Linked DNA regions of Homo sapiens: region 2 is linked to region 1. Evidence: read pairs that join two places in POLR2A ChIA-PET (ENCODE). Cell type or tissue: A673. All regions are shown on one strand. Each heading gives the region's core, and the rest is flanking DNA. Links, peaks and the distances in the headings are about the cores only. Region 1 has its middle 54 kb from the start of SMIM38. Region 2 overlaps LRP5 (LDL receptor related protein 5).

What was found. ChIA-PET counts read pairs that join two places held together with the same protein. Peaks named below come from ENCODE experiments on the same cell type or tissue, not always from the same donor. Only the 100,000 strongest peaks of a DNase experiment are listed, where the experiment ranks them.
Region 2: POLR2A ChIA-PET joins it to region 1 with 7 read pairs; 1 of 35 experiments calls an interaction of 5 or more read pairs at or near these places.

The regions. Positions count from the first base shown.
Region 1 is chr11:69,202,387-69,218,397 of GRCh38, reverse strand. No RefSeq gene overlaps it. Among named protein-coding and RNA genes, the nearest start is that of SMIM38, 54 kb to the right of the region's middle. RefSeq lists enhancers at 8,943-9,442, 9,443-9,944, 10,326-10,826, 10,827-11,327. In A673, for the core only: a CTCF peak has its summit at 6,224 (motif pointing right); no DNase peak of the experiment used is centred there; H3K27ac peaks cover 1,421 bases.
Region 2 is chr11:68,318,954-68,334,964 of GRCh38, reverse strand. The region is part of intron 1 of LRP5 (LDL receptor related protein 5); the gene reads right to left. It overlaps LOC124900302 (a long non-coding RNA gene), which reads right to left. Exons shown (of 2, transcript XR_007062749.1): 1 at 8,870-16,011; 2 at 6,658-8,406. It overlaps LOC124902698 (a long non-coding RNA gene), which reads left to right. Exons shown (of 3, transcript XR_007062748.1): 3 at 6,503-6,609. Among named protein-coding and RNA genes, the nearest start is that of LRP5, 14 kb to the right of the region's middle. RefSeq lists enhancers at 1,999-2,574, 6,290-6,584, 6,033-6,610. In A673, for the core only: no CTCF peak of the experiment used is centred there; a DNase peak (open chromatin) is centred at 6,464; H3K27ac peaks cover 1,265 bases.

The DNA of each region.
Region 1 (16,011 bases), core at 5,010-9,009:
TGGTCTCTTGCTCACCAGGCAGGTGGACCCCTCAGCAGAATCCAAACCACCCATTTGATGCCAAGGGACTCCCCAGCCCCCATCACGGCATGGAAAACTACATGCACAAGGGCTTCTGGGGACAATGGATTTAGCCAACAGAATCTTGAAAGAGCGCAGGACTCAACCCCATACTGCCTCTGACCTGCCCCTTCCCTCTCTCTGCCTCAGTTTCTCCATTTGTGCAGGGCAAGAGGTCTGGACCTGATGCTCTCTGAGGTCCTTACTGCCTATTGGATAAAGTATAAAACAAAGAGCCATGGATGGAGTCTGGTGTTTCCCAGGCTGCAGCTGGGCTCTGGGCCAGGGCACACCCTCCGGACTCCATGGGCAAACAGATGGGGACAGTCAAATGGGCCACTTGGCAGAGGCAGGCTAGACAAGGCTGGGCTGGCTGGCACCAGGCAGGATGCCCCCATGGTCAGCCCGGGCAGCAGGGAGTGTCTGCAGGACGGGACATGCTTGGGGGCCCACGCCTCCAACCCCGAGGTTCCCCCACCACCTTCCCTCCCTGGGCTCTCTCTCCAGGAATGAGAGCCTCAGCAGCAGGCAGGCCCATGTCCCTGAGTGACCCCACCTAGGCTCAGGCCCAGGGCTGTGAGGCGCCAGCAGCTCATGGAAGCTCGCAGTGGGGTACAGGTCTGTGGAGACTCCAACCAGCCACAAGCCATCAGCCTCATCCTCAGCCCTCCGTCTTCAGCTCAGATGCCACTGGCTGGGGCCAGGAAACGAAGGGTTGTGGGATGACCTGCCCAGGTGGGAGCTGAGAAAGGCTCTGACACATGGCTGGTGCAGGGTGGCTGCCCTGGGTTCAGGTCCCAGACACTCTGCTTTCCAGCTGCACTATTTTGAACAAGCTATTTCCTCTTCCTGAGCCTCACTTTCTCCATCTGTGAAATGGGCATGATCCCAGTGTCTTGCTCTTAAGAGATGATGTCAGGACTACATAAGGAAATGAAATGCATGAAACTTTTGCTGAAAGACAGCTAAAACAAACTGATGATAAGAAAAGAACAGAAAAAAAACTGATCTGGTCTGTTCTTTCAAGAATTGCACCTCACACTGGGCATCAGGAAAGATACTGATTCGAGAATCCAAGGTTCCTGCTGGAAGGAGACCCTTCCTTGGGCCTGTCAAGAAAGTGACCCGCATTTGCCCCACTGGGCACTCAGCCCCAAAAGGTGGAGACTTAGCATAATGTCAGAACCCAGACATTTTTTTTTCCTATTGGAAATTTTTATTATCTTTAAATCCAATTCTGAGGGTACGAAAGTCACAAATGTAGCCTCTGTGAGTCACGAGCCGTCGGCAGAAAAATGCTATTGAGACTTGAAGAGGGCGGCAGAGATCTCCAAAGATTGGGTGGGTTTCTTTAAGCCTCTCAGAAGTTCTCATTTCACAGCCAGCTGACATGCACATAAAGGAGCAAGACTTTTCCCAAGGAAATGTCTCACACAGCCAGGGCAAGGCTAGTCACCCCCACAGATGCCTGTGATCACTGCATCAGGCCTGCTGTCAGCTGTCCCGCTGGGAGGGCAAGGTGCCCATCCCCTCCTGGCCACCAAGGTGTTTGTTTCTTTGGGTTTCTACCGATGAGCCAGGGGCTGCTGATTTTCTTGGCTGTTTCTAAGGCCAAGAAATGTGTCGGGCAGCCTCGGGTACTGAGGCAGGCCAAAAGAGTTCGGGTGCCAGGCCCCAGACATCCAGCCCAACTGCCCAAGGCTGCTTGCTCCCAGTCACATTAGTGACAGCCCATCCCTCACCATGAGCCCTCGCCAGGCTCTGTGTGAAGGGCCTGATGCATGAGGTCTCATTGCAGCCCCACAGGAACCCCTCAAATTGCTATCTTTATGCCCATTTTGCATATGGGAAAACTGAAGCTCAGAGAGGTGAAATGACATGCCCAAGACCCCACTTCTACAAAGTGGTAGAGCTGGGATTGGAATGCATGTCTTTCTGGCCCAGTATCTGCCCCCTTCACCATGCTTCTGCCTCCTGAACTTAAGTCACTAAGAGTTATTTGCCAGCGACTACTACATGGATAGCCTCCATTAGGAACAGAATGGGGACAAGCATGATCCCAGTCCTGAAGAAACTTGTGGCCTGACTGAATGAATAAGCGAAAAAATGAATAAACAAATGAATGATGTGGAGCCTCTGACAATAAACTGATTGAGTAAGTTTTCCTTCTTTGGAATCCTAGTTGCTCTAAATCGGCAGAATCCTGAAAATATTTAAATGTGCTTTTGGATCTGCCTGAGCCTTAGAAAAGGGCTTACTCAAGTGTCACGTTTTGGGGATAAGGCCCAGAAACAGGGACCAGGAGGCATGAAACAGGGCAAGAGGACAAGCCCATCTGAGGGTGTGTCTTACAGCTGGCGCTGCTGCAGAGTGCACACCTCGCCAGCATGAGTCAGATGGCTGAGAAGCTCCCAAAGGCACTGCAGCAGAGAACCCCAGAGCAGAAAGGACAGACTGTGGCAGCAGGAGTGGGTGTTGTCAGATTTTTGCCCCCATGCAGCCAGCTGTCAGCAGAAGGGCTGCAGTAAGGAAGGTGGAGATGATTTGAGGCAGGACACAGAAAGTGTCCAACACAAGGCCCACTGGTGCATTTGTTCATTCTATCGATGTTTATACTAAACCAGATGTTGGAGACAAATAGATATGAGATGGACTGATGGATGGATGGATGGATGGATGGATGGATGGATGGATGGATGGATGGAAAGGCTGGTGATGGAGCCCAGATTCCTCTGCTATTAATAGCCCAGGCACCTCTGCACTGGGAATGAGTCCAAAAAACAAAAGGAGATCCTGAGCCAGGTTGGAGCTGGAAAACCAACAAGACACCCTGAAACAAATCTTTATGTCTGATGCAATTGGCTTGGGGGCTGGGAGGTGGAAGGTGGCCTTCAGCCAGGAGACATAACTTATCTCCTGATGGGCCTACAGAAAAGCCTCCCAGCTCTGGAGCATGTGGGCCAGGGTTTTAATCTCGGCTCCCTTTCTTTGAGGCTGGCTGCATTACCTTGAGCAAGTCACTTGAATTCTCCAAGTCTTGTTTGCCTCATATATAAATGAGGATAGTAGGAGTTCCTGCCCTTGGCCATCTCTGCTGCAATTGTGTCCCCCTGTGGAGGAACTCTCATCTCGTGGTATACCTGGCAGCCCCTTCTCTGGGTGAAGAAACTGGACCTTGAAGTGCAGAAAGTTCTCTTAAGATCCCAAGATCATATCCCAGACTAGAATATCTGGTCACCAATTCTACCACTAGTCTACAGTGATAGATTAATGGGTAGGCCAGTGGGATTTGGAGCCCCAGCTGTGATTCTGAATATGACATGGGCTACTCCAAGACACACATGGAGTCTTTAAGAATACCCCATGGCCTGCTCCAAGTCTGGATTCATCTGTATTCTATTTACACCTCCAGATGTTGACCATCACTGAGTGGAAGGTGGCTACATCACCAAGGGGCATAATCCAGAGGTGTTCTTAGAAAATGAGATGAGCTGTCCACTTCCCAAATGGAGTATGCCAAAGGCACTTATGGACTGGGAGCCCTGCAAGGGGAACAAGAGCCACTCCCATTAAGGCAGAAAGGTAGGGAGGGAGAGATGAGTTTGTTAATTGATCAATTGATTGGCTATTGAATTGGTTAGTTGGTTATTTAATTGGTTGGTTGGTTAGTTGGTTATTTAATTGGTTAATTAGTTAGTTGGTTGTTAGGTTGTTTAGTTAGTTGCTTATTGAATTGGTTGGCTGATTGGTTAGTTGATTGGTTGGTTGGTTGGTTGATTGGTTGGTTGGTTGGTTGGTTGGTTGGTTGGTTGGTTGGTTGGTTGGTTGGTTATTTAACCGATTGATTGGTTGGTTGGTTGGTTAGTTGGTTGGTTGGTTGGTTGGCTGAATGGTAATTTAACCGATTGGTTGGTTGGTCCAAATGGTAAAAGTGATCGTCATCCCTGGAGTTTGCCAGACTGGCTGCATCATCAATTCATTCCTTCATAGTCAGGCAGTCATTCATTCAATGCATTCTGACTGCCTCCTGGGTGAACATTCTGGTAGCAGTGAAGTCTACCAGCTCCCACCCAGGTACAAGCAGTGTGTGGAGCCACAAAACCAGATTCTGTGAATATAGACAGCCTGTCTGCTGCTTCCCCCTGTGGCCTGGCCCAAGTCACAGGGAGTCAGCCCAAGTGGTCAAGCTCTGAAGCCTTGATCATGTGCCTATCTCTCTGGGGCTCAATTTTTTGGTCCATGAAGAGGGGGCAACATGGGCCTCTCTCTTCCAGGGCAGCTGTAAGGGCAGAGGAGATGGTGCCTGAAGCTCTCTGGGCTCACAGACGAGTGCTCTGGGTGGCAGCAGTGGAAAGGACCTGCTCTACTTGAAGGAAACCTGGAAATTGAGAAATGCTTCCTTCAAAAATGATTTTAGGACTGTTGGCAATGGACCCTGTGTTCATTTCCTGGGGCTGCTGGAAGAGATTGCCACAAACCAGGTGGCTTAAAACAACAGAAATTTGCCCTCTCACACTCCTGGAGGCCAGGATCCTGAAATCAAGTGATACAGTTTGGCTGTATCCCCACCCAAATCTTGAATTGTAGCTCCCATAATCCCCACATGTCCTGGGAGAGACCTAGTGGGAGGTAACTGAATCATGAGGATGGGTCTTTCCTGTGCTCTTGTGTTGGTGAGTAAGTTTCACGAGACCTGATGGTTTTATACAGGGGAATTCCCCTGCACATGCTCTCTCTCACTTGCCTGCCGCCACGTAAGACACGACTTTGCATCTCCTTTGCCTTCCACCATGATTATAAGGCCTCTCCAGCCCCGTGGGACAGTGAGTCCATTAAACCTCTTTTTCTTTATAAATTACCCAGTCTCAGGTATGTCTTTACTAGCAGCATGAGAACAGATTCATACATCCAGTGTGGGCAGAGCATTCCGCATGCCACCTCTGCCCCGCCCCACCCCTGGCAGCTCTTGGGAGGAAACTTCCCGCCTCCTTCAGCTTCTGGGGGCTCTGAGTTCCACGCCTTGTAGCCACATCACCCCCATCCCTGCCTCTGTCTCCACATGGCCTTCTTCTTTGTGGCTGGGTCTTTTCTTTTGTCTTTCCCAAGGACATTTATTGTATTTACTGTCCCCTCCCCCAATATAGGATGACCACATCTCAAGATCCTTACTTAACTATATCTGCAAAGACCCTATTTTCAAATAAGGTTACATTCTGAGGTTCCAGGGGGACATGAATTTTGGCGGGAACACCCACTATAGACACCCAGGCAGGGATGGGCAAGTGACCCACCCAGCGGCCTGGAGCCAGTAGGGGACCACCTACTCTTCCACTAGGCACAGCAAGGTCCCCTCCTGGCCCATCCAGGCTGACAGCCCCAGCCCCCAGCTCCGTGGCTCCTGTTGCTTGTGGGATGCACCATCCCCTCCCAACAGCAGACATGGAGTGGGGCAAACTTGAGTGGTCCTCGGTGGGTGGAAACTGCCAGATGGAGTGAGTATGAGCTACACAGCCACCGACAAGTGGGCATGGTGGTCCACTGCCAGGCATCAGGAAAGCAAAGTCAGACAGACCTCCAAGCATGGGCAAACCTTGGGGTCAGTCCGTAAAGAGAGGCACGGTTCCTTCAGGTGGGCCTGGTGGCAAGGTGGCCACTGCAGACAGAGAGGAGGGCCCCTGCAGAGCCAATGGGCCATGTGCTCAGAGCTGGTGGTGGGTGCAGTGTCCACACCAGGGAGAGGAAGGGAGATGAGAGCAGAGATGTCACCAGGATGCTAAGCTAAGGCTTTGGGCTTGATCCAGGGATATTCAGGGGAAAGGCAGGCTCAGAGCCTCTCACGCCATCCTTCGGCCACCCCCACTTTGGAGAATGGATGGGGACTAAGGCAGGGAGACCCATCAAGAGGCGATGTCTATGTGAGCCACACTGGGTTGCTGCCAGCACGATCCAGGATCCAGCAGGGATGGCAGGCAGGGAGGAATAATCCCCTCGGGGGACCACAGTCCTGTCTGCATCTGGGGCTGGGGGTCCTGGAGCCCCCAGGGCAGGAGGGCGGCACATGGATCATCTCCTGGAGACAGGCCCTGGCTCGGAGACACGAGCCCCCATCACACGCCGAGCACAGCCACGACAAATAATTCACCGGAGAGACTTCCTCCACAAGGGGGAGAAATGCCCAAAGGTCCCTTTGTCTTAAAACATTAATGTCCAAGTTTAAATTGGGTTGGGGGACGGAGGAGGGGAAGAGGGGAAGGCGGGGGCAGCAGAGCCGTCACTGGGCATCATTCATAAGCCACACACTGGGCCCTTCATCGGGCCCAAAACTCACCCTTGTGGCTACGCAAAGATTTATTGAAGCCTCAGCGTGGGCTCATTTATTTTCCTCCAAACTGATTTGAAAAGACCGTTTGCATCTGCCCTGGAGAAAAAAAAAAAATGTGCATATTTGGCAAACTTTGTTTGAAAAATCTGCTTGTCCCCAAAGAAGTGACTTCGTGTTTGGTCGGGGGCAGGGGCTGTGTGTGTTGGGGAGGGACTGGGGCTTGCTCCTTCCCTGTCATCTGCCGGCCAGGGAAAGCACCCAGAGCATGAACTCAGACATCCTCTCCTGCACACTGGGACCTACAAAGCCGTTACATGCGGGCCCTTTGCTCTGAGACCAAGATCTCCTTGTGACTTTTTCTAGCTCTCTCGGTGGCATCTGTGCCCAGACAGCTACAAAGTGCAAAGAAAAGTGTAAAACAGAGTATGGAAAAATAGACAATAATAAATTCAAATATCAGCTCACTTTGAGAAAGGAGTAAATGCTCCATTTGCCCCCTTCAGAAAAGAGAAATGTCATTCATGAATAAACCTTGACCCTCTTCATAACCTGAATATACAAAGAGCTCTTACAAATCAGTAAGAACAAGAAACACAATAATAGAAAAATGGACAAAAGATGTAACTGGGACATTCATAAAAGGAAAGTGGGATCAGTAAATACAGGTAACAAAATGTTTCACTTACCAATAATCAAACTTAAAGCATTCCTCCAATCAGTGTAAGCATAGACAACTAAAATATCATTTTGCACTTACCAAATTGGCAAAGGTGTGAAAGAACAGTGGTGAAATTTGGAGAGGAGAGGTACAGGTGGTGGGACCTATCATGGTAACCCCTTTGTGGAGAGCTCATTGACAACAGGTATCCACAACTCAGACCTAGGCAAGCTCTTTGACCCAACAACTCCATGGAATTCAGAGGTTTGGCTCCAAGGGGCATGAAGCCTTATCTAAACTCCCAGAGCATGAGACTGGCTCCTTACTGTGGTCTCCAGGCATGCACTTGCCCCTCAGCGGGCAGCAGCCCTGGCCACATGCAGCCTTGCATTCCAGGAAGCTGTGGACACGTGCCTCTCCCCGACAGTGGATGGTGTCTGGGCTCTGGGTCTGGTGGCTGCAGAGACTCCTGTGAGCGGTGGGTGGAAGCCACAGGGAGCTTGCACTCGGGTCTGGAGGAAAGTCCAGGAACCTTGGAGAGCAAGGAGCCCAGCCAGCTGCAGGGAGGCAAGCAGAGCAGGCCTTGGTCTCCTTCGACACAGATGCCTCTGCACAGCCTCACCTAAAGCAAAGCTCATTCCCCCAAGATTACGGCAGCCCCACCTGCCACCCCAGAGTCGTCTACCCCTGCAACAATGACCTCAGAACCTCAGTGCTGGAAGGACCCACAGAGAACACCCATGCCAAGCCCCTGGCTGACAGATGGGGAAATAGAGCAGTGACTCTCTCAAGGTTGTCCCAGCCATGAGTCAGCGTCAGGGGCCTGACAGCCTCAGACTCTCAGACGTTTCCCAAAAGGGATCACCAGAGGCCACGTGTCACCCTGCTGTTCACAGGGGTTCTCAGGCCACCAGCTCCTCCCACAGTGTGGCCCTGCCTATCAATATAAATGTGTCACTCATGAACGTTTATGCTCAAGTCCCCATTGCTTGGGGACACAAGGGAGACTGAAGTAGACAGGCTTCTGCCCCACTAGTGGGAAATGGCACCATGTCCAGGCCGACGGAGCCCAGACAAGGGTCTGCCCTGGTTTGGAAGGTCAGGGAGGACTTCCCTGCAGAGAGGTTGGGGGCTGTGTTTGAAGGAAGAAGAGGGCCTATGTGGGGTCTCCAGGCAATGGAAGACCCTCCTGAGGCGACACCTCCAAGCCAAGCTCTGCAATCTGGAGTGGCTCCCTTACCTGCGACTCCGCGGGCACACCCTCCTGAGCTCCTGCTACGCACCTGTGCATCCAGCTGTCCACAGAGGAGCCTCCCTGCCTTCCGATGGCTGGTGTCACCACAGTCTTGCCATGAGCCTGGCACCAGAGAGCTCTCCACACACCTCTATTCTTACACAGTTCTCATCAGATTCATTTTACAGATGAGAGGACTGAGACACGGAGTGTTGAAGTTTCCCAGGGTCACGCAGCTGGGAAAGGGGAAGTAAGAATTTATCTGGCTCTAAAAGGCATTCTCTCTGCCCTGACGTCTCCTGCTTCATGGTCCCTGCCAGCCCTCCTGGCTGGACCTCTAGGTCTATAGCCTGCAAGTCTCCGGGATCCGATAGGCTCGGAGTGAGGGGGCACCTGTGCCCTTTCTCTTCCCCGCCACCTCGCCACAGGCTCCCCACCCTCCCAGGCCCGCAGAAGGGGGCTCCTTATGGGAAGCCCACCTGGATGCCAGCCATTCAGGGGTGGAGGCTCTTGGGTGCACGCCCAGGAGCCCACGGGTGTGGAGCAGGCCCCGGGTGTCTCGTCAATCCTGTTTCAAGCCATTGGCCTTTCCCATGGAAGATGTTGAGGAAGACAATAAAGACAGCGACCCAGGGCAGAGGTGGGAGGCGGCAGTCAGGAGTGGAGTGGAGAAGGGTCTTGGGTGGGGTGGGGAGCATGGAGGGAAGTGGTTGTCCCTTGGGGTAACAAGCACCCACCTCTGCCAAGCCTGAGAACATGGTCGGCATTTAGTAATTGCTTGGTGATTAAGATTACCCCCTGCCCCGAAAAAGAGGCACATCCACTATGTACGTGATGGGTGTGACTAAGGAAGGTACTTGCTCTCTGATACCTCCTACGGCAGAGGACGATGGGGAGGGCCTGGGCCCAGGTCAGGGGGTGGACACCAGATCCAAAGGCCGGCCCCCAGCACCAGCTGCAGACCTGTATACAGAAGGCACTCAATACTTGCTTGTCAAGTGAACGCGTAAGCTAGGTGCACCTGCCCTTCTTCCCCACAAGGGGATGGCAGTTTATTCACCACTGAGTCCCGAACCCTGTGCCTCACGCAGAGCCTGCACACGGCGGGTGCCCAGGAAGCCCCTCTTGCCCTGTGTCTATGGATCTTATGACTCCAGGCACCAAGACCGGGGGTTGTACCTTCTTTAGGGGCACACGTCCCCCACTGCCCAGAGCCTGAGGCAGAGGCGTGTCCCAGCAGGAGACAGTCGCATTCATTCAACCAGCAGCTCCTGAGGGACAGACAGTCCCCACACCTGATCCACCTGTCTTCCCAGAGTCTGCATACAGGGGTTCCCTGGGAGACCCTGACTGCTGAGTCCTGTTGGAGGGAACAGCCTCCAGTCAGAGCCCCTGACCATGCTGCGGGGTCTGCAGGGACCCCACAGAGTCTCCTTGGGTGGCATGAGAGGGAGAAGACCCCTCCCATAGCAGCGGCTTGCCAGGGGGTCTCTGACACCATCAGCCAAGACACCTGTCTGTGGAGGAGCATGATTATTGTTGGAGAGCATGGAGGGAGCTCAGTCACCAAACAGATGAACAGATAAACGAAATGTGGTCTCTTCACACATTGGAATAGTATTGAGCCTTAAGAAGGAAGGAAGCTCAGACACACACTACAACACAGATGAAGCTAGACGACATTTGCTGGGTGAGATAAGCCAGACATGAAGACACACATGCCGTACAATTCCGCTCACATGAGGTGCCCAGAGAAGTCAAATCCACAGACACAGAAAGAAGAACAGAGGTTACCAGGGGCTGGGAGGAGTTGCTGTTTAATGGGTACCCAGGTTTTGCTGAGGACTCTGGAAATGTTTGGGTATAGGGAGCAGCAGTGGCTATACCTCATCATGAATGGATGAAATGCCACAGAGTTGTACACTCACAACTGGCTAGAATGATAAATATTATGTTATATTTTACCACAATTTAAAAAATAATAGTGGCTGGTCATGATGGCCCACACAGGTAATCTTAGCACTTTGGGAGGCCAAGGCAGGCAGATCACCAGAGGTCAGGAGTTCAAGACCAGCCTGGTCAACATGGTGAAACCCCGTCTCTATTAAAAACACAAAAAATTAGCTGGGTGTGGTGGCTGGCGCCTGTAGTCCCAGCTACTCTGGAGGCTGAGGCAGCAGAATCTCTTGAACCCCGGAGGCGGAGGCTGCAGTGAGCCGAGACTGCGCCACTGCACTCCAGCCTGGGCAGCAGAGTGAAACTCAGTCTCAAAAAATAAATAAATAATAAAACTAGTAAGGCAGGTGTGGCCTCAAACCAGGCTTCACTAGGTAGGAGCTGTGGGGCTGTGGGCAAGTCACTCAACCTCTCTGTTTCCTGCATGTAGCATGAACATCACAGCAGCGCCTCCCTCCGGGGCACCTGTGGGAGTCACCTGCACAGGCGTGTGCCAAAAATCACACATGCCATCCGTCGGATGACAGTGGCGGGCCCTCACTGGAGCCAGAAAGACTGGGTGAGCCTAGATTTGGACTCCCAGGCTCACAGTTCAGTCCTGACGTCACCTCTCAGCTTGTGCCTCTGTGCCTGGGGCTGCAGTTTTCTTATCTGTCCAAGGGCAGGCTTAGCACCTGTCCCATCACCTCACAGGGATGGCAGGAGGTGCCGGGCAGGCTGGTTTCATAAGAAGTTCCAAGACCAGGGACAGCACCTGCCTTATGGGCACACGTGCCCCACTGCCCAGAGAGCCAAAAGCAGAGACGCCTCCCAGCAGGTTGTGTCCACGTTCATATTTGTCTGACCAGCAGCTCCTGACGGACAGGCAGGCCCCACACTTGATTCACCTGTTTTTCCCGCCCCCATTGTAGAGTGAGTGCATGAGCAAACACCTCTTTTAGCTCAATACATTCTGTCCCCAAACTCGGAAATGCTGTGCCATTCAGATGGAAGCACAGTGCTTCAGAAGAGCAGATTCCTTCTCTCAACCAGGAAGGTGGGCCGTGAAAGGGCACAGAAGGAAATGTTTTGTGTGGCTCCCGAACCCCATAACAGGCCAAGAGAAGAAACAGGGAGAAAGAGACAGACAGAGGGAGACAGGGTGATAAAAGGAAAAGGAGGAGAAAGGAAAGAAAGAAGAAGAAAAAAGGAGAGGCCGGGCATGGTGACTCACACCTGTAATCTCAACACTTTGGGAGGCCGAGGTGTGTGGATCACTTGAGGCCAGGAGTTTGTTACCGGCCTGGGCAAAATGGCAAAACTCCATCTCTACTAAAACTACAAAAAAATTAGCTGGGCGTGACGATGGGCGCCTGTGGTCCCAGCTACTCAGGAGGCTGTGGCAAGAGAATCGCTGGAACCCAGGAGGCAGAGGTTGCAGTGAACAGAGATTGCACCCCTGCACTCCAGCCTGGACCACAGAGCGAGACCCTGTCTCAAAAAAAGGAAGGAAGGGAGGGAGGGAGGGAGGGAGGGAGGGAGGAAGGAAGGAAGGAAGGAAGGAAGGAAGGAAGGAAGGAAGGAAGGAAGGAAGGAAGGAAGGAAGGCAGGCAGGCAGGCAGGCAGGCAGGCAGGCAGGCAGAAAGACGGAAAGAAAGGAGGAGAAAGAGAGGGAGTTAGAGAAATCAGAATGAGCTAAAGACCCACCCATCAACATGTGTTTCCCTGTGTTATTAAAACACTTTGTCTTTACAACTCAGAAAATTAAAAAAACTCTGCCAGACCCAGGCTCTCCACATCAGTATTCATGACATCTGTCTTCTCCTATAAAACTCTCTGAATGAAGCCTCCCCTAGTAGAAAACGACTCTCTCCTCTCTGCCCGCTCTTTCTTTCCCCTTCAAAACAGATTGCGAGACAGATGATTGCATTGTTTTGTCCGATTTCCATCTGAAAACTCCCCTCCGTGTTGGCCACTGGGCGCCCCTATTAAGGCCCGGGCACTGAGGGGCCACGTGGGGTGGCCGAGCCTCTGTCGCCCGCTCCCTGGGGCCTTTCCATCGGAAGAGGAAAAAGGACCCAGCAGACAAAGGTGCGGGACATAAATTAAGCCCGAGCTTTTTAAGTTCAAACTGAATTTTCTTTATTTTTTCACAGCTGTCAGAGGAATCGGGTAGAACTCCAGTAACGCATGTTTAATGTATTAAAAAGTGGGGGGGAAGCAAACCGTCCACTCCGAATGTTCCGTCCGCCGACTTGCATTGGGAACATTATTTCGGGCCAGTGAACTCCGAGCAAGTCAAGTGTAGAGACATGGACAGGGGCCAGGGACCCCCCACCAGAGGCTGTCATATCTACTGAAAGCCCACTTGTCATAGCTGGACGGGGGCAGGAGGGGGACAAACGTCTCAAAGTGCTGGAGACTGCCGCCAAGTCGGCTGGCTTCACCGAGGCTGGCTGGCTGGAGCTGGACAGCCCACGAGGCCTTATGGACCACCATACCATCCCAGCCAAGCTGCGGCTGGCCACCTCACTCCAGGCCCTTCCTTGGGCCCATGGGGAGGGAGGGCTCTCTGGAACCCAGGCCTGGTGACGCAGCCAAGAGAGCGAGCTTTATACATAAGCGCCAAAGGTCGCTATGGTTAGGTCAAAAGACATGATGGGTAAACTGAGGCAGGGAGTCCAAGGGCTTCCACCCAGCCGGGGTCCTTCTCCCTGCGCAGCGTGGCCCAGAAGGAGCAGGAGAGGACGCGAGGCAGATTGGAGTCCCGGCCATGGCTGAGCAGACATGTGACCCTGAGCAAGTTGCCAGGTGACCAAGCTCGCCTGTGCCTCATGTTTGAGCTTTGAGTGAGGAGCCCACACTGCTGGCCGTGTGAGCTGTCATCGGCCCTGCTACTGTCATGACCACCACGAGGCCTCAGGAAAAGAGGAAAAGAGGACGGTGTGCCTTCCTCCCTTGGCAGCCGGGACACACCCCACCCACCAGTCCTCACCAAGTGCACGGCCCACAGGGCTCCAAATTCAGCCTTTTCCCAGGCCAGTGACGAAACCCCGGGGGCGGGGGGAGAAAAACAGCGTCCCTTCAATAGCACGTGTTCACCACCCCTTCCTCAACACCACATCCCCCGATGAATCACTGTCTGGGAGAGGGGTTCGCTCCAGCCAAGGTCAAGGCAGGTTTCCCAACCAGACTGGCTGAGTGAGTGCCCCGCAACATGGCCAGGTCTGATTCTTGCGCCGACAAAAGCTGACCCTCAGCGAACACGAACAGCTTCTCCAGCACTGACTTACTCAAGAAAGGTCATCTCCTCACCCCCTTTCCAGATACAGAAGCTGGGGCTTGAAGAAACTCCGTGGCTGACCCAGGAGCCAGGGTTTAGCTCTGAGGGTATTTCCTCTGCGTGTCTCACCCACCGTAAGCGGGCCGGAACCATCTGCCCTGGACGCCTGTGCCATCGGAAGCCACTCCTTCTGCTGGTCATTCACTAAGTCCCTCCAAGGCCCTGCTGCTCTCCCTCCACCCTCCAGTAAGCAGCCCAGGTCAAACAGAGCAGGGTGGAGATGGAGGTCCCCCCTGCCACCCGAGCCCGCCAAGGCCATGAGGACTCTGCCACACCTTCCCACCTTGCATCTCCAGGCAGGATGGTATCTGGGGCCTCCGCCGTGCACACCCAGCCCCGCTCCCAGGCACCCCACAGCAGTCAGACTTGGACCCGTTGAAATCTACTCATGCCAGTCAGATTAAACAGTGTCCCCCCAACGGGGCCCCATGACACAACCGTCAAGGCCTGTTCACTCAGGGAGGAGATGACCTCTGCTCCTGCCTGCACAGACCCAGAGGAACAGAGCTCCTCCACCCAGCCCCGGGCAGCCATGAGTCCGGGCCTCCCTGAGAGGTGCTGGGTGGGCCCCACCCCCCAGCACCATCCTCCCACCTGAGATCCCTTTGGACCCACGCGCCTAGGACTCAGACCAAGGGCAACGTTTCTAAAAGAACCCTGGACACTGCTGTGCCCTGGCCTCAGGTGCAACCTCGAGCACATCCTGGCTCCTTCTGGGCCTCAGTTTTACTGACTGTAAAACGGAACAAACATCTCCGGTGCCCCCCACCCCATAGGGTCACAGTGATTCTAAATGAGCAAAGTAGAGGTCCCTAGAAAATCATCAGTCATGACCTGGCTGCTGTCCTGAACACTCACCCGGGAGCCCAGAGAGAAAAGGCCAGGGTGCCCTGGGCTGAGTATTCCCGCTCCATGTCCTGAGGGCAGCAGAGCCCCAGCTTCCCAGGGACCCCAAAAACACCCTTCTTTCTGGGCCTCTGTGTCAGCATCTGTGCATTGAGGGGTCATTTCTAAGGTTCTTCCAGTTTTAACCCTTTTCTTGTTTAGGGGGAAAAAAAAGTGCGGCTCGAAGCCAGCACTCATTTAATTTTACATAAACACACTTCTTGAGGCTGAAGCAAATCTGACTGCTTTTCAATGAGAAAATAAAACATAAAAACTGTTCTTGGAGTCATTTCTAAACAGAACTAACATCAGACTCGCGTGAATCATCAGAATCGTCTATTTTGGAAAAAACGGATTCGTCAAATCAATCTTTGGCCAACAAACATCCGAGAACAACCACGCGTAGGAATTCTGTGTTTTCTAGGATGTGACATTTTCAGCGATCGAGAATGACTCTATTTTGTAAATGGAAATGCCGCTACTAGAAACAGAATGCTATGAGTAGGATATGACGTCTTTTGTTTCCAAAGTCAATATACTAGAGCGATGCAAAAATAATAATAAAATCGAGCTATTTCGTGGCGGAGTTATCTCGGGGTAAACACTGCAGTCGCAAGCCCCTGGTGAGTACTCTCAGGACAAATGGGAAAAGGCTTAAACTCTGTTTTCCTCTGACTCAAAACCCACAGGGTCCCCAAAGTGGCCACTTGCTGCTGCTGAGGGTCGCAGCTGGTTCCACCTCAACCTCTTTGACGCGAATGCACCCCGGGGCAGCTCACACCCCTGTGGTCGTCCTCCGAATGCCAGGCAGTCTCAGTGAGGAGCTTAGGCCAGCAGCTCGCAACGGGCAGGCAGCATCTCAAAGAAAACGCCCACAGTGCATGGGTGCCTGCCACGCTCAGAGGCCCCTGATGGAGCTGCCACAGGGACTGGGCAGTGTTCACAGAGCCTGGACCTAGTTCAGCTTAGAGACCAGGAGCTGGGGGGAAAACACCAACCCCCGGGGCACCGACAGCCTGAAACCATCAGGAGCAAAAGCCACACACAGCGGGGAGAAGAACTACCTGGACCCACCAGAGCCCCTCTTGGGAGGTTGAACTCAAGACGGCAGGAGCAAGAGCCGCCAGGGAAGGCGCCCCGACGGAGGGCGGGTCACCGGCTCTGTTACCGTCCACACTGCCATGTCCAGGGTGGTCAGCGCCGGCCCAGCCTGGTGTTGCACATCAGGAGAGAGAAAGGCTGGGTGCAATGACAGGTCTGCCTGAGGGTGAGAGGGGGCCCCCTGCTCAGTGAAATGCCAGCCAGAGGGGGTGAGAGGGAACCCTCGGTTTGGTGAAATGCCAGCCAGAGGGGGTGAGAGGGAGTCCTCCATTCGGTGAAATGACAGCACTGTCTGAATATGGCCTGCTTGATGGGCAGGGCACTGTGGGAAACTGTCCGTGGCTTTCTGCCAATCCCCCCACTTTACAGATGAGGACAGCGCAGCTCATGGAGGGGAGGTTGGCTGAAATCTCAGAGCCAGTAGAGCTAGGGACTGTGAGAGTCAAGTCCCCGCCACTCACCCTGCCCTGCAC
Region 2 (16,011 bases), core at 4,437-8,436, 880 kb after region 1:
TCCCAGTGACTTTATGGAGCATAACTTTCAAGAATAACAAGAACCAACTGTACGTGTGTATGTATACTCACACTTTTATTTTATTTTATTTTATTTTTTGAGACAGAGTCTCACTCTGTCACCCAGGCTGGAGTAAAATGGCGTGATCTCGACTCACTGCAACCTCCGCCTCCCAGGTTCAAGTGATTCTCAGCCTCCCAAGTAGCTGGGATTACAGGTGTGCCCCCACAACCGGCTAATTTCTGTATTTTTAGTAGAGACGGAGTTTCGCCACATTGGCCACGCTGGTCTCAAACTCCTAACCTCAAGTGATCCACCCACCTCAGCCTCCCAAAGTGCTGGAATTACAGGCATGAGCTGCCGTGCCTAGCCTACATACACTTTTATACACACATGCATCTATGACTATTTCTCTATTTCTGTGCATGTGTGTGTGGCAGTACCTACAGTTTCAGCTATGTGTCTGGGTACTGTCTCGTCCAAGTTTGTAAGCACCTTCTCCAAAGTGCAAAGCCTGGCTTGTGTTACTATCCATATGTTTACTTATTTGCTCAATCAATTTACTTATTAGCTCCATAACCAGCTTCCCATCTGCTCCAGTAGCCTCTGCTGTCAGTCACCTCTGCACCCTACCCCACCTTGCTTCCGGATGCTGGATGCCAATCACCCCCGACACCTCTACATAGCACCACCCTCGACATGCTGCTTCTTTATTTCTTATTTATTTGTTTGAGATGGAGTCTTACTCTGTTGCCCAGGCTGGAGTGCAGTGGCACGATCCAGGCTCACTGCAACGTCCGCCTCCTGGGTTCAAGTGATTCTCCTGCCTCAGCTTCTCAAATAGCTGGGATTACAGGTGCCCACCACCACGCCCAGCTAATTTTTGTATTTTTAGTAGAGATGGGGTTTCACCATGTTGGCCAGGCTGGTCTCGAACTCCTGACCTCAAGTGATCCACCTTGGCCTCTCAAAGTGCTGGGATTACAGGTGTGAGCCACCGCGCCTGGTCTGCTTCTTTAAATGCCAGGCACCAACATTTGTGCAATGGGGTGGGAGGAAAGAACAGGGAGGAGAGCGCACTGCCGGCCCCTGCACTGAATCCACTGATCAATCTGGGGGCAACTGCCATCTCCATCTCCTGTCTTCCTATCCGTGAACATCTACTGCAGTCCTCTCCAATGTCCTTCTGTAAAGTTGTATTATGTTTTGCATACAGGCCTTGCATATTAGTTCTCAGATATAATCCATATACTTTATATAAAATTCAAACCACATTTAAAAAAATAAAACTAGCATGACTATAACGGAGTCTGCAACATTCTCACAGACTTTATGATAAAACATGAAACTTCAAAGATACTTAGGGTGGGGCAGGGACAATGTTTAAGGCTGCCTGGAAGCCTCCCCATCCCTGAGCCAGAAAGTCCTATCTCCCCTTCAAGGGGAAATGCTTGAAAAAGCACTGATCAGGCTAAAATGACAGGGACCAGGGAGAAATCAAAGTACAAGTGAGCTGGTCTCCTCCATTCTGAGCACAGCAAAGTTCAGTCTCTCCAAGTCCAAGAATCATACACCTGTTTGCCAAGAATGAAGTTCAGGTGTCTACAAGTGGCTGAAAATATTCATTGCTGGGCCATTAACAACATTCTTGGCAAAACCATACCTTAGCTTCTCGTGGAAATTTCTTAAGGTAGAAGAAACAGGAAACACCCAGGCTCGCTTTTATGTAGACAGTTCCATGAAGCCAGGGACCTTCCCCACATCCACGTTTCAATTACCTGCACGCAGCTCACAGTGTATTCAACATCTACGCGTCTCTCCTACTGGGGTGGCGGTGGCCACTCAAACCCTCATGCAGCTACGATGACCGCAATTTTGGCAACATAATTTCATGTTTTTCCTTGGGCTTTTACCCAAGTCAGTGACACAATTCTGCAGTTGTCTAAAGATTCAAAATGAGGGACTTGACATTTACAACAATAATAAAATCTTGGGTTTCCTTTAACCAAGCACATGTTCTGCCTTTTAGAGAAAGCTCTGCAAACTCAAGCTGGAGTGGGATACTTGCTGACATCTTCAAGCACCCCAGGAATAGCTCTACTCCCCCATTTCCACCTTGGCTGAACCATCTATATCCCACCAATTCCCCCAACATCCCTCCATCCGTCCATCCATCCACCCAAGGACCTGCTAAGCCAGGAGGTCTCTCCCATCTACCCCACAGCCTGGCCTCAGCCCACAAGGGCTCTCTCTACATGAATCCCACCGCACCAGAGTAGACCAAGTCTCCCGTAGACTCCACCCTGACCACCTCCATGCCTCCAGCCATTCCCACCCCTAAAAACCCTCCCTGGTCTCTACACCCAGCTGATGAATACTTGGCTGAATGTGACCTGGCCTCCTGGACCCAGGTGAAGCCCACGTCCTCCGTAAGCCCGCCAGCTCACCCTGCCTCTGCACCTTCACTGGAGAGAGCCCGCACTTCACCTCCTCAGGGCAGGCATGGCTGATGCCACCCAGTGGAACCTGGTGCAGAGCAGGGCCCGGTGCAGAGCAGGGCTGCCTGCAGAGCAAGGCCCGGGTGCTGGGGCCGAGCACCTCCAATGCTGGCCGTGGACCCATCCCTCCCATTCCAGGTGCTGTCTCCATCAAGAATGAGCGAGCTGCTGACATTTGCATGACAATAATGAATAAATACCATATTTTGCTTCAAATCCAGAATAGATGTGGCCAGGGTTGGCATATGACTGTTGGGAAAGGACAGTTTGCCTCTTCCCAAACCAACTTGGATTATAAAAAGCTTTTCTTAACGACCACAAGAGCGGAGGAGCTCAGGGGCAGACAAAAGGAAGGCTGGCTGCAGAAGGCGGGAGAGTGGGGCCTTCAGGGGCGGGTGGGGAGAGAGAAAGCCTGGAGCTGCACCCCCAAGGTCTGTGTACATCAGGTGCTACAGAATAACACCACCTCTTCCAGCTTGGCCCCCACCTGCCCTCTCCCAGCCCAGTCACCCAGACAGCACCCCACTCCCCACACACACCTCACATCTGCCCGCCTCACACTCACCAGCTTCGGCTCTCAATGCAACCTGGAACCTGCCCTTGGCCTCTCAGCTCAGCCACCCCCATTCCTGTTGGCCCCTGGCCCCCCATCGAATTCTCTCTAATCCTAATGCACACACTTGCACACTCAAACACACACACACACACACACACACACACACAGCCCAGAGGAAAACCATAATTGACTGAGGTCCAGGCAAGTTTCCCGAGCAGGGACCACATTTCAAAGGTCAGGGAAGCAGGCGAACAGGAAACATACAGGGGGCACGTTTGGGGGTGGAGCAGGAAATAAGAAATCACTTGCAAAAGATAAAAAGAAAATGAGGTAGCTGGTTTCAGACACCTCGGAGCACACAGAACAGGACAGGCGCCTCCGGGTCTTCCCTCAACAGGGAGATGGGCCAGGCAGGTCCCTGCTGCTCCACCGCAGAGCTGGGGGCTATGGCCCTGACACCAAGGCCCTGGGGCAGGCGGGGAGGCAGCTGTTCTCCTGCCTGTGCTCCCGGGCAGGGCCTGGCCCCACAAGGGAACTGGCCGAAGGCTCTGCTTGGCTACTCCGGAAAGTCCTGGGAGACAAGCAAAGGACTTGCTAGGTCACTCCAAACGGCCCAGATGTGACAACTGTGAAGAAGCCACACCAAAGCAAGGTGACAGAACAGTGTTGGTGACGTCAGGTTATCAGCTTAGGCACAACTCCACTTACCCGGACTCACCCGTAACCTGCCGTCTCTTCCCAACCAGTAAAGGATGCCTAGGTAGAGGGGCACAAGGCCTGGAGCATAATTACCATTTTAAAGGCTCTGAGAAGTCCTGCGGTGAGGAAGCCTAGTTCACTTTCTCTCCCCTAGGATTTCCCAACTGCGCCTGATCACAGAACATTTTTTCATTTCCACTCAGGAAACATATTTTGAAAAACACTGGCCTAGAGGCAGAAGTGAAATGGAAAACACAAAAGTAAAACTGAACAGGAGGCACTGGGCAGAGAACGGTCAGAGGCGCCCTGAATCCTGGACCGGTGGAGATCCCCAGCTTGGCATGCTCCCCTCCCTGGGCCCAGACCGCCTCCCCCCATTTCCTGGATAAGAAGGCTAATGCGCATCAGGGTGAAGGGCTTGCCTGGGCTACACCCCCAGGCTCGCCCCACACCAATCGCGCTCCTGCGAGAGCCAGTGACTTTCTTGATTTGGCTACTGTGGAATTGTTTGCAACTAACCACCCCAGATACAGATACAAATGACAGGATGATCAGATGTAAAGGACCCACAGGTCTCTGTGATACGGCTTCATGCAGCCAGCATGGCTAGTGCCGTGCAGAATGAGAATGACCCCAGGCAAGTCCTTGCCTCCCAGACCCAGAACCCCATGGAGCCCACCAGGGCTGGTTCACAAGCACTGTCTGGGTCGGGCAGAGATTCCAGCAAGAGGAGGGAACATCCATGCACCGGAGCCAGTTACCAGAAGCAAATCGCCTCTTCCAAAACCCAGGCTATTAATGGAGTCCACTGTTGAGTGGAGCTGGGGTCTAGCTATGGAATACTGCACAGCAGAGATCTTCCTGAGAGAAAGCAGTTTTCCCTGAAAGCCATGTGTCCTCCACTAACTGTGTTTTAATTGGGCGAACGTCTGTATCTCATTGCAGTGGCCGCGCATGTGCTGACAAGGGGCTGGGGGCGGGGTGGGGAGCAGAAGCTCAGGGGCCTGGGAGGGAAGGAAACAGGCCACCAGGGCTCCCCAGAAGGCATGTATCTCTCTCACAAACACACGCATGCACACACACGTGCACACATACTCTGCAAGCCCTGAGTTAGCAACTGTGGAATGTGACCAGCTCAGTGATCCCAGGACAAGCTGCTAGGGAATATGACATTTGATTGATGTCTGCAAATGTGCGTTTTCACTAATTAGAAGGTTTAGGGCAGAGCAGAGAAAAATATGTATTTCAGAGTCCCAGTTTGACCTGCCAGAAACCAGCCCATTACTAACATTCTTATTTTCAACAAAATATAGCATTCTGATTACATACCATCTTGGTTCCACGCCTCCTGCCTTGCCAAGCCCCCGGAAGCGGCCCAAGGCCATGGCAAATAGTGAGAGAAACAGTTCCAGGGTGGAGACTGACTCAGGGGTGTCAGTCAGTGGGGCGCTGATGGCCGGTGGGAGGCCAGCAGTCATCACCCTCTCCTTGGGACAGTTGAGTAGCTCTCCCCCAGGGTCATGTGGCCACTCAGGTTCATATGGGAGGCGAGAGGAGTGGCAGAGTCCAGGAGAGTGGCTCCGAAGTCACTGTTCCCTCCAGGCCTCAGTGTCTTCATCCATTAAATGGGCAGGCTGAGGTCTGGGATGACAAGGAGGGCTTGCACTTACTGAAACCCATGGGAGGCTGTTCGCCGATTTCTTTTATTGATGGAAGAAAACACTCGTATAATTCAAGTACCAATTAAAAGGCAGGCACTGGAACCACCGTCTGCCAATTCCTAGTTTTGCCTATACCAAATTTGAGCAAGTTAATTGACCTCTCCCAGCCTCAGTTTCTTCGTCTGTAAAATGAGGGTAGGGATGGCCCCCAGCCCACAGGGCAGCTGGAAGGATTAAAGAAATCAAACATCTCTTAGAGCCCACCTGGCACACTGTGATACACAACAAATGTTAGCTATTTTTGTCTATGAAGTCTAGATTTTATATCTTGGGTGTTCTAAAGCAGGATACATTTATTTAAAAACAAGGATTTTCATTAAACACGTACCCCACAGACAGCAACCCCATGGAGACTGCTCTTAATTCAGGCCAGTATCGAAACGACTCTAACTACAAGCTTTATACAGGTCTCTTGGCTGTCCTTCAAATCCAACTAAGGTGGTACTTCTGAAGCACTGTGCACATGTGTGTGTGCATGCACACGTGTGGGAAGGGCGGGCTCACGGATCCCTCAGGTACCCCACCCACGCAGTCTCAAGTCACAAAGCGACAGAGCAGCCGAGGAAGGTCTGTGCCCCACTGGACCCTCGTGAAGCCACCAACTCTACCTCTGCGCCGTGTCCTGCAGACTGGGCTACCCTTTGGGTGGGGACCAGCATTTGATGCAAGAAAGGCAGACAGAAAAGGAAAAGGGCAAGTTCGACTCCAGATAACACAGACAGTACCAAGCCCCAGGGTCCATAAATGCCACGCAGATGGAAGCATTTACTGCGAGGCCACACAGCAAACGCACGGATCCAGGGACGGAGGTGCAGACTGCGGTGCCCCTGAGCCATGACCCTGCAAATTACCACCATGGGAAAGGAGGCTGCCAAACCCCCCGACAGTCGGCTGGGCTGGCACAGACTCGTGGTTTCCATCGAGGTGGGAGGAGGTGGGACGTCCCAGCCCCTCCCCCATGCCCACTGCAGAGGGAAGCGGCCGTTTCCCCTGTGTGGTTACAAAGGTCTCATTGTTCTTCCTCACAGGGAGGAAACTGGAGGACCGAGCTCAGAACGCATTTTAGAACTGGCAGAAAAGAACATCTGGGGAAGGAAACACATTTCAGAAACAAACATACCTTTGTACCAGCTTTTATTTTCTTTAAGTGTTGAAAAAATAATAATAATAAAGACATGCCAAATTTATCATCGCTCTACAAAATCCCTTTATTGAGCAAAACGTGGCAGCTCTACTTTCAAATGATCTACTGTTCCTGGAAAATTGCAGCAACGTGGATGCCAAGGCCCGAAGGCCGCCATCAGCAGCCAAACAAAAGATGCCACCTCGGGCTCCGCGACACTGTACCATGCCAGGGAACTGGACAGATTTGGGGAATGCCACGGTTTGCCTTTAACCCCTTGCCTCCTGGTCTCCTGATGCATCTCAGAGGCTAACATTCTTTGAGGAACTGGCATTTCTTAGTTGTAAATATGCATGTGGGTTTGGGAGCTGCCTGCAAAGTCCAGTGTTGACGATCAGCTTTGATTTCCTTGGAATCAAGTTTACGTGTCGAGTCTGGAAGTTAAGAAGAATTTGGAGAAGCTGAGCACTATGGTGTTGCAGGCCCTGGGTGAACTCTTCCACCAAGCATTCATTGTGGACTGACAGCGTGCGAGGGGCTCTGCAGGCAGGTGCACAGGACGAAACACATTCCGTCCGGGGGAAACCTGCAGGAAAGCTCCCTCTTCTTCCTAAGGTGCCGGGCCTAGCTTCATGGGTCCCTACCCTCCACGCCTGTCACACTTTCTGAGTCTCATGTGGGAGCTGCTTCTGGTTCCTGACTTCACTCAGTCCTCATAGGAGGTGGAACTACTGTCACCCCATTTTACAGATGGGGAGACTGGGCACAAGGGGACCAAGAAACCAATGCAAAGTCACACTTGTGGGATCAGTGACAGGGGAGATCAATTCCCAGGTTCTTTCTGCAAGAGTTAAATTGTTTTCATGCTGCCTAAGGGGGGGCAACTGAAAGACCACTGCATATCTTTGCCAAAAGGGTCAAGCACAGGAGCCGCAGCCAGTGGGTCAGATCCGCAGAGGCGCTGGGGTGACCCTCCCCATACCTGGAGGGATGCTTGTCCCCTCCTGGCCTTCACTGGGTCCCCTCATGACCGTGGCCTCCCAGGACCTCAGCACAATCCCGGTCCTGTGCTCCAGGACAAGCCCTCCGTCCCCGAGACTGTGAGGAAATGGAACGAAGAGGGGCTCGCTGCAGCCCAGCACCCACACTGCCCCTTCTCAGGGGCAAGAACCGTCCTGGAGGACTTGGCTTTGGAGGGGGAGCCTGGGAGGCCAGTAAGTCAACAAGCCTCTACTGCTCATGGGTGGGATCCCACCGCAGGCCCCCACCTGCTGGGGCGGGCAGGGACGGGCGGCACAGCTTGGCCAGGGCAGATAACCCCCACCTTGGCCAGGGCGAAGGCAGGACACGTGGGCTCCAGCCTGGCCCCACCATCCCTGCACAACACTGGGCAAAGTCCACGTTCTCCTCAACTGGGTGTTGACATCTGCAGGACAGGGGCATGGAGGTACAGAGCGCTGAAGCCACACAGCAACCTAGGAGCGAGACTCCATGCCTCCCCGGGGACCCCTCCCCACCATGAGGACCATGAAGGCTTCCCATATGCCGCAAGGACTCTGGTGTGGAGACACACGTCTCCTACACAGCCAGGCCTAACGCTCTTGTAACTGGGTGGTCCCACCTGGGCTCACAGCTGGAGGGCCAGGAGCTCAAGGCTTCGCAGGGTCTGCTCTCATCCCAGAGGCGATGGGGAGCCACAGCAGGCTGCAGGAGAGAGGGTGGGCCCCCTCCACTTCAGAGGCCCCATCTGGCCCACAGACTGGAGAGCACATCTCTCAGCAACCACGGAGCGCCAACTGCGCACAGGGCCTGGTCGTCAGAGCGGGGCAAAGGCACTGACCGTCACGGCCAGGGCGAGGGAAGACGGGTGGGCAGGGACCTTGGGCAGAGGGGGAAGAACCTGGTGCCCAGGCTGGCCCTGCCTTCAGCAGTGAAGCTGAGTGGGGAGGCGCTGATGCAGGGGGCCAGAAAGGGCTGCTGGTCAGCCGGGAGGAGCCCCCCACAGAGGAAGCAGCCAGCCCAGACGCAGATGGCAGGGTCCCCTCAACAATGTCCTCTGAAAAGGAGAGGCGGGGACTGCTCTGGTGACACCTACAAATAGATAGTCAGCCCTCAGCCCCCTGCCATACTTCTGACAAAGCAGAGGCCCCCAGGGGAGGCGCACCCGAAGGTACCTGCACCTGTCCCCCAGACTCCTAGAGCCCACCTGACCCCATCCCACCAGGGCTCCAGCTACAAAATAAATGCCGAGGCCAGCTAGGCAAGGACGCACACTCGGTACCGACTGAATAGGCTCCACGTTGTCATGAGCGCAACCCACAGGCCACCAGGCCACACTATGCAGAGCTGAGATGGTTTCGGCCAAGCAGCCTCTCAGCTGAGCTGAACAAGTCCAGAGTCCCCGGGGGGTCGTCACTATGGAGTAACAATTGCGATGCGATGGTAACCCTAACAGCTAACCGTCACTGAGCCAGGCCCTGAGCTAGGTACTTTTCAACGCTGCCTCTCTGCAGCCTCAGGACGAGCCTGTGGGAGCATAAAGATCATTCCCTATCACGGATGGGGAAACTGAGCTCTGAAGCAGTTAACGTGCTTGTCCCAGACCGCAGAGCTAGGAGCAGGACACAACAGCAGGTCAGGCAGGAACGGGTGAGGGGGGCCTGCATGGGCTTCTCTGGAGGCTGCGCATACACGCAACCCCCAGGACCCCGACCCTGCACCTGCAGCTCGCTACTGCCCCCTCAGTGACTCCAGCAAACCTCGGGGTAGGGGAAGGAGGCTGGGAATACCTCGGGTGTCCGAAACAGCAGCTTCTGCTTGGAGGCCACTGCTGCATAATGGTTGCTGCCCAGCACACCCCAAGCCACCTGTGCCACCTGTGGTGACCTTCCAGCATGCCTTGGTGACCAAGCTGGCCTTAGGTGCTGTGGGCAGCCAAGAATAGAACAGGGCCCACCCCTCCTCTTCACACTAACACAAAGCAAGAGGCGGGCACTTCGACTGAGTGCATCCCTCTAGCTCAAGGGCCTCACGGATCACAGGGGTCAGGGCAAGATCCCAATTCTGCATTCCCGTCTGCCTTTCATCCTGCTCTGCCAACAACAGCCAGTGAGGCTGGGGACATCCCTGAACCTGTTTCTCACCTGAAACACATCATACCATTGGACCCCAGCCCTCCGGGAGAGGCCCTAATCCCTGACTGTGGTGAGATCAGATCACTGGTTAAGTACCCAGAAGGGCCTTGGTCAGGGGCTCCAGGGGTGGGGGGTGATGGGCGTGGTGGTATCCCGCTCTGGGCTATAGTCCACCCTGATGGAGGAGGTCTGTGGTCAGAACCGGGCTGTGCAGGGCACAGGAGCCCAGAGGGACCCCCAGAGCTCACCTGGTGGTCTCTGAGCAGGGCTCCCTCAACCCTCAGAGAAAAGCACAGCAAGGAGGCCGCCCAGAGCCCAGCGCCTAGCACCCAGTGGCGTGCCAGACCTGCCTGGATCCTGGAGATCTCTCATCACCCTCCAAGTCAGTCATGCCCAACCCAGGGACCCACAGCCCACGGGGCCGTGAAGGTGTGCTGAGTCCAAGAAGGCCTTCGACACTGGGAAGCCAAGTGGCACCTCCTGGTGTGGAGCAGGCGGAATCCCACCAGCCTCTGCTCTGCCAGTGGGCACAGCTGGACGATGAGCAGAAGGGGCTGTTGCTTAATAAACGTCATTTCCTTAAGAGGATAAAACCTTTCAAAACAGATGGAAATTTTTTTTTAATTAAAACTGGTGGCCAAAGAGATGGAAAGCACCCCTTGTGCCTCCCTCCCATCGTGACCCATCCTCTGCACACCTCAAGCTGTTCGCTGCCCAGGTGTCTCCTGAGGCACTGGGGGCGGGTGAGAATCCGTGAGCCCTCGGCCAGCCATGGCTCTCTGGAGCTCTGCCCCAGGCCATCAGGGCACACGCCGGGCACCCTGGGGGCCACACAGGGCAGAGCCCAGCTGGGTCAGCACACAGGGCCACACTGGGCACACAAGTCTCTGAGCCTCCCCTGTGGACGCAGCTCTCACTATCCCACCCCACTAGGTCCCGGGGATCTGTCCCACAGGGTGATATGCTGTCACAGACCACTACCAGAGCCATGGCCTGCTGTTCCGCCCGCAGCCAGGTAGTCACCTGCTCCACAGGGACAGGCAACGCCGCACTTGGGGGCTGCTCTGCGGCAGGACTAGAGCTCCAGCAGCTCAGCCCTCCTGAGAAGGAGAACTCCATGCTCTAAGAGGCAGACGCAGCGGACGGCACCAAAGCCACCACAAGCCCACGGGGCCCTGCATGGCAGGTCAGGAGTCCCTGACCACTCGCTCTTTGTAACCAGAGCTGCAGTGGAGTCTACGAGGCAAGGACTGTGGGTGGCAGTGGCCACAGCAAATGAATGAGTGTCCCAAGGGAGCAGGCGGCTGCGGGGAGGCACAGCCGGGACCCAGGAGTCCTCCGGCACTGCAGCAAACTCCCTGGGCCCCCTGAGCAGCGACCAGGTGGCAAGTGCATGAACTCCCGGGGGCATAACCTGGGAGGGTGACACTCTCTTCGTGTTCAAATTCTTGAGAACGCATTAAAAATATCACTCAGTCACCTACTCTATAGTTTTAACTCAAAAGTACCAAAGTAGCCAGGCGCGGTGGCTCACGCCTATAATCCCAGTACTTTGGGAAGCTGAGGCAAGAGGATCACTTAAGCCCAGGAGTTCCAAATGAACCTGGGCAACATGGAGGGACCCCATTTCTACAAAAAAAGTGTTTTAAAAAATTACCTGGGCCTGGTGGTGTGTGCCTGTAGTCCCAGCTACTCAGGAGGCTGAGGCGGGAGAACCACATGAACCCAGGGGAGGTAGAGGCTGCAGTAGGCTGTGATGGCACCACTGCACTCCAGCCTGGGTAACAGAGTCAGACTCTATCTCAAAATAAATTTAAAAAGCACCAAGCCAGGCTTGGTGGCTCACGCCTGTAATCCCAGCACTCTGGGAGGCTGAGGCAAGTGGATCACCTGAGTCAGAAGTTCGAGACCAGCCCAGCCAACATGGTGAAACTCCATCTCCACTAAAAATACAAAAATTACCCAGGCATGGTGGCGGGTGCCTGTAATCCCAGCTACTCAGGAAGCTGAGGCAGGAGAACTGCTTGAACCCAGGAGGCAGAGGTTGCAGTGAGCCAAGACTGTGCTACTGCACTCAAGCCTGGGAGACAGAACGAGACTCCATCTCAAAAAATAAATAAATCAATCAAAACCACCAAGACTTTTTAATATAAACATTTATTATTCCATAATTCCTTTTTTGCATGATTAAAAATGTTTATATAAAGTTTCCTGAAAATGGTAAGAATGCCAAGTGAAGGCTGCAAATGCCCAAGCCCCCACCGTGGCATCTCACGGAGTCTGGGCCCTAGGAGGCTGGTGGGTACCACGTGGACCCGGGACTTCACAGTCAAGTCCCTTTGGGGTACACTGGGTTTCCCACACCCCAGAAATATGGGCTCTTACTGCAGGACCATGGGGGTCCTCACACTTGGCCCAGAAGCTGTCACATAGCCAGACAGGTGTTCTACAACCTAGGCTAGAGGGAGCTCATGCTCCAGCAGAATTCGAGCCAGAGGAGGTAAAAGATGGGTAAGATCTGCTCCCTGGACAGATGAGGCCTTGGCCTCAGAACAGTTACTGATCATCTACCAGACATCACACTAGAGGCAGAGGGGCGCAGACGAAGACAGCCCCTGTCCTCAAGGCCCTCCCAGGTTGGGTGGACCATGGAAGGTTCCAGACAGATCTGGCAAGAGAAGTGCCCACACCAGGGGCAGAAGATGGGCAGGTCTGCTCAGGGCGGCACGGCCTGCCAGGCCAAAAAGTTCCAACTTCAGATGCTGGAGAATGGGCACGACTGTCTGAGAAAGGGAAGGATGTGATGAAAACTACTTGGAGAAAAATTAATCTGGCCAGAGCATAAGATAAATGGGCAAAGGGGAGGTTCCAGAAAGCAAGGAGACCAAGTAAAAGCTGATGTCATTGGCTCTGAATCTAGGCTTTCACTGAATATGCACCGCAGGGCCTGTAGGTAAAGCCTCAGAGCCCAGGGAGTCTGAGTGGAGGAGAGGGCAGGGGACAGAGCTGGGGCCTGTGTCTACAGTGCTCAGGAGGAATAGGCATGGACGTCAGCTCGGAGGCTCCAGCTGAAGTGAGGAGGCGGCCAGGGCAGCACGGCCACGCCCGGATCCAGACTCCTTTTGGGAAGCAAGTTCGCTCTGGGGGAAAGTTTGGAGAAATGGCCTTTACCCGCAGAAGCAAGCCCCAGAACATATCTTGCTCCAAAACTATCTCGTACAGTGAGGACGTTAAGCTTCAGGTCCCCTAGAGGAGACAGTCTGCTCCTTCCTGGGGCAGAACCCAAGGTGGCCAGAGCCTGGAAGACACCCAGCACCCAGGCTGGTGTGTTCCAGCCCAGGCCACACGCTCAGATAGCTATTAATGCCCCGTTGAGCAATTTCCTGAGAGCTTTGCCAGGCAGGTACCGCCTCCCCATCTGAACTAATACAGGGGTACATCCCAAGGAAGAAATGAAAGGTGCCCACATTTTGCTCTGGGATTAACTAGGGAGGGGAGTGATAATTAACTCAGTAATTATATTTGCCATCGGGCTAATGCTAAAATTAGTGTGCATTAGAATTTCTTTCCTGAGCAGACACCGGAGTGAGTTGGGCAGCAGGAGTGGCTCGGGCAAGTCGGCACAAAGGGCACCTCCAGAGCCTTCCACAAATGTCAGCAAAACCCACAAATGTCAAGGCCGGCTCCACTGCACCCAGCAGATGAATTCACTTCCACAGCCTGAGACCGCCAGCTCATCGGAGGCCATTTAAAATCCAGCCCTCTGACACCTGCTGGATATCACCATTTACCGTCCCCAGATCAAGAGATCAAAGGGTGGAACCTGATAGGACGGCTCTGAAGTTCACCACAAAAGCATAAACGTGCAAGCAGAGCCAATACGTCTTTTGAAAAGGACAATGAGGTGGGAATTTACATAACTGATCTTAAAATATGTTCTGATGCTTCAGAGATGGAGACAGCAGCATTCCGGTACACAAAGACACTCACAGGCAGTGGAGCACAGTGAAGGGTCTGGAATCAGGACCCAGGTGTCTGTGGACACTACACATAAAAGAGCAGCATTTACAATGAATGGATAGGATGGACCATCCCACCAAGGTGTTGGACAACTCCCTATTCACTGGCCAGACCCCTACCTCATACCATATACAAAAAAAAAAAAAAAAAAAAAACCCAGACAGAATAATGTCTGAATGTAAAACATAAAACAGTAACAGTCCTGGAAGAAAATAATGGAGGATATATTTATAATCTGGAGATGGAGTAACAAGGGATAGGAAAAAAGCCATAGGGAAAAAGTAGAGTTATGATTATATGAAGCTTCTTAATATCTTTATGATAATGTACCACCAGAAACAAGGATGAAGGACTAGCTACAGACCAGCAGTGAAACCTGAAACAAACAGAACAAAGAATTAAAGTCCATACCAAATAAAGACCTCCCACAAATCTATAAGAAAAAGATAAACAGGCTGGCACCGTGGCTTATGTCTGTAATCCCAGCACTTTGGGAGGCGGAGATGGGTAGGTCACTTGAGGTCAGGAGTTCGAGACCAGCCTGGCCAACATGGTGAAACCCTGTCTCTACCAAAAATACAAAAATTAGCCAGGCGTGGTGGCGCATGCCTGTAGTCCCAGCTACTTGGGAGGCTGAGCCAGGAGAACAGCTGGAACCCGGGAGGCAGAGGTTGCAGTGAACCAAGATGGCAATCGCGCCACTGCACTCCAGCCTGGAGGACACAGCGAGACTCTGTCTCAAAAAAAAAAAAAAAAGAAGAAGAAGAAAAAAGAAAAGAAAAAGACAACAGAAAAATGGGCCAAGGATAAGTGTAGGCAATTTGCAGAAAAGTAAATACCAATAAACCAGAAATGAGGGTTGTGCAAATCAAAAGGTGTTATAATTTTTAACCAAACTGGACCAAAGAAAACACCAAAAACCAAAATCTTGTAATTGCCAGCATCAGAGAGGATATAGGAAAGTGTGTGTTCTCGTAGATGCTTGCAGGTATGAACTGCTACAGCCTTTTAGGAGTTATGTATGTATGTATGCTTGTATGTATGTATTTGAGACAGGGTCTCGCTCTGTTGCCCAGGCTAGATCTGTTGCAGTGCTGTGATCATGGCTTACTGCAGCCTTGACCTCCTGAGCTCAATAGATTTTCCCACCTCAGCCTTTCAAGTAGCTGAGACTACAGGAGTGTGCAATCATACTCAGCTAATTTTTTAAATTTTTTGTAGACATGGGGGGTCTCCCAATTTTGCCCAGGCTGGTCTCGAACTCCTGGACTCAAGTGATCCTCCTGCCTCAACCTCCCAAAGTGCTGGGATTACCTGGATGAGCCACTGTGCCCGGCCTCAATATCTTTAAAAACAGAAATGGACACACTCTTTGACTAGGAATGTATCCTATAAAAACACTTATACACATGCAGAGACACACGAGCAAGCATGCTTTGTAATAGCAATGAAGGCTGGAAAAACTCCTCAATCAGGTAAATGCTGTCAAGTGCACCTGTGTACTATGAAATGGCACTTGGCTTTTAACAAGAGCAAAGACAGAAAAGCAAAAGTACAAAGTAGGGTGTGATGGCACATGCCTGCAGTCCCAGCTACTCAGGAGGCTGAGGCAGGAAGATCCTTTGAGCCCAGGAGTTGGAGGCCAGGAGCTGGGCAATAGTGAGAAAAAATAAAATTAAATAATAATAATAATAAAATAGGCTGGGCACAGCGGCTCATGCCTGTAATCCCAACACTTTGGGAGGCTGAGGTGGGAGGATCGCTTGATCCCAGGAGTTCAAGGCCAGCCTGGGCAGCAAAGCAAGACACCCATCTCAACGACAAATTTTAAAAAATCAGCCAGGCAGGCTGGGCATGGTGGCTCACGCCTGTAATCCCAGCACTTTGGGAGGCCGAGGCAGGCAGATCACTTGAGGTCAGGAGTTCGAGACCAGCCTGGCCAACGTGGCAAAACCCTGTCTCTACTAAAAATACAAAAATTAGCTGGGCATGGTGGCAGATGCCTGTAGTCCCAGCTACTGAGGCACAAGAATCGCTTGAACCAGGGTGGCAGAAGTTACAGTGAGCCGAGATCGTGCCACCGCACTCCATCCTGGGCGTGAGTGAGACTCCTGTCTCAAAAAAAAAAAAAAAAAAAAAAACAAGGAGCCAGGCACGGTGGGGTGAGGGAGGGCACAGAAGCAGCGCCTCTTCTGGGGGCACCCCCAATCTCTAGCGATCCAGAGGCCTCAGGATCCTGAAGGGAGAAAAAACGTGAAGC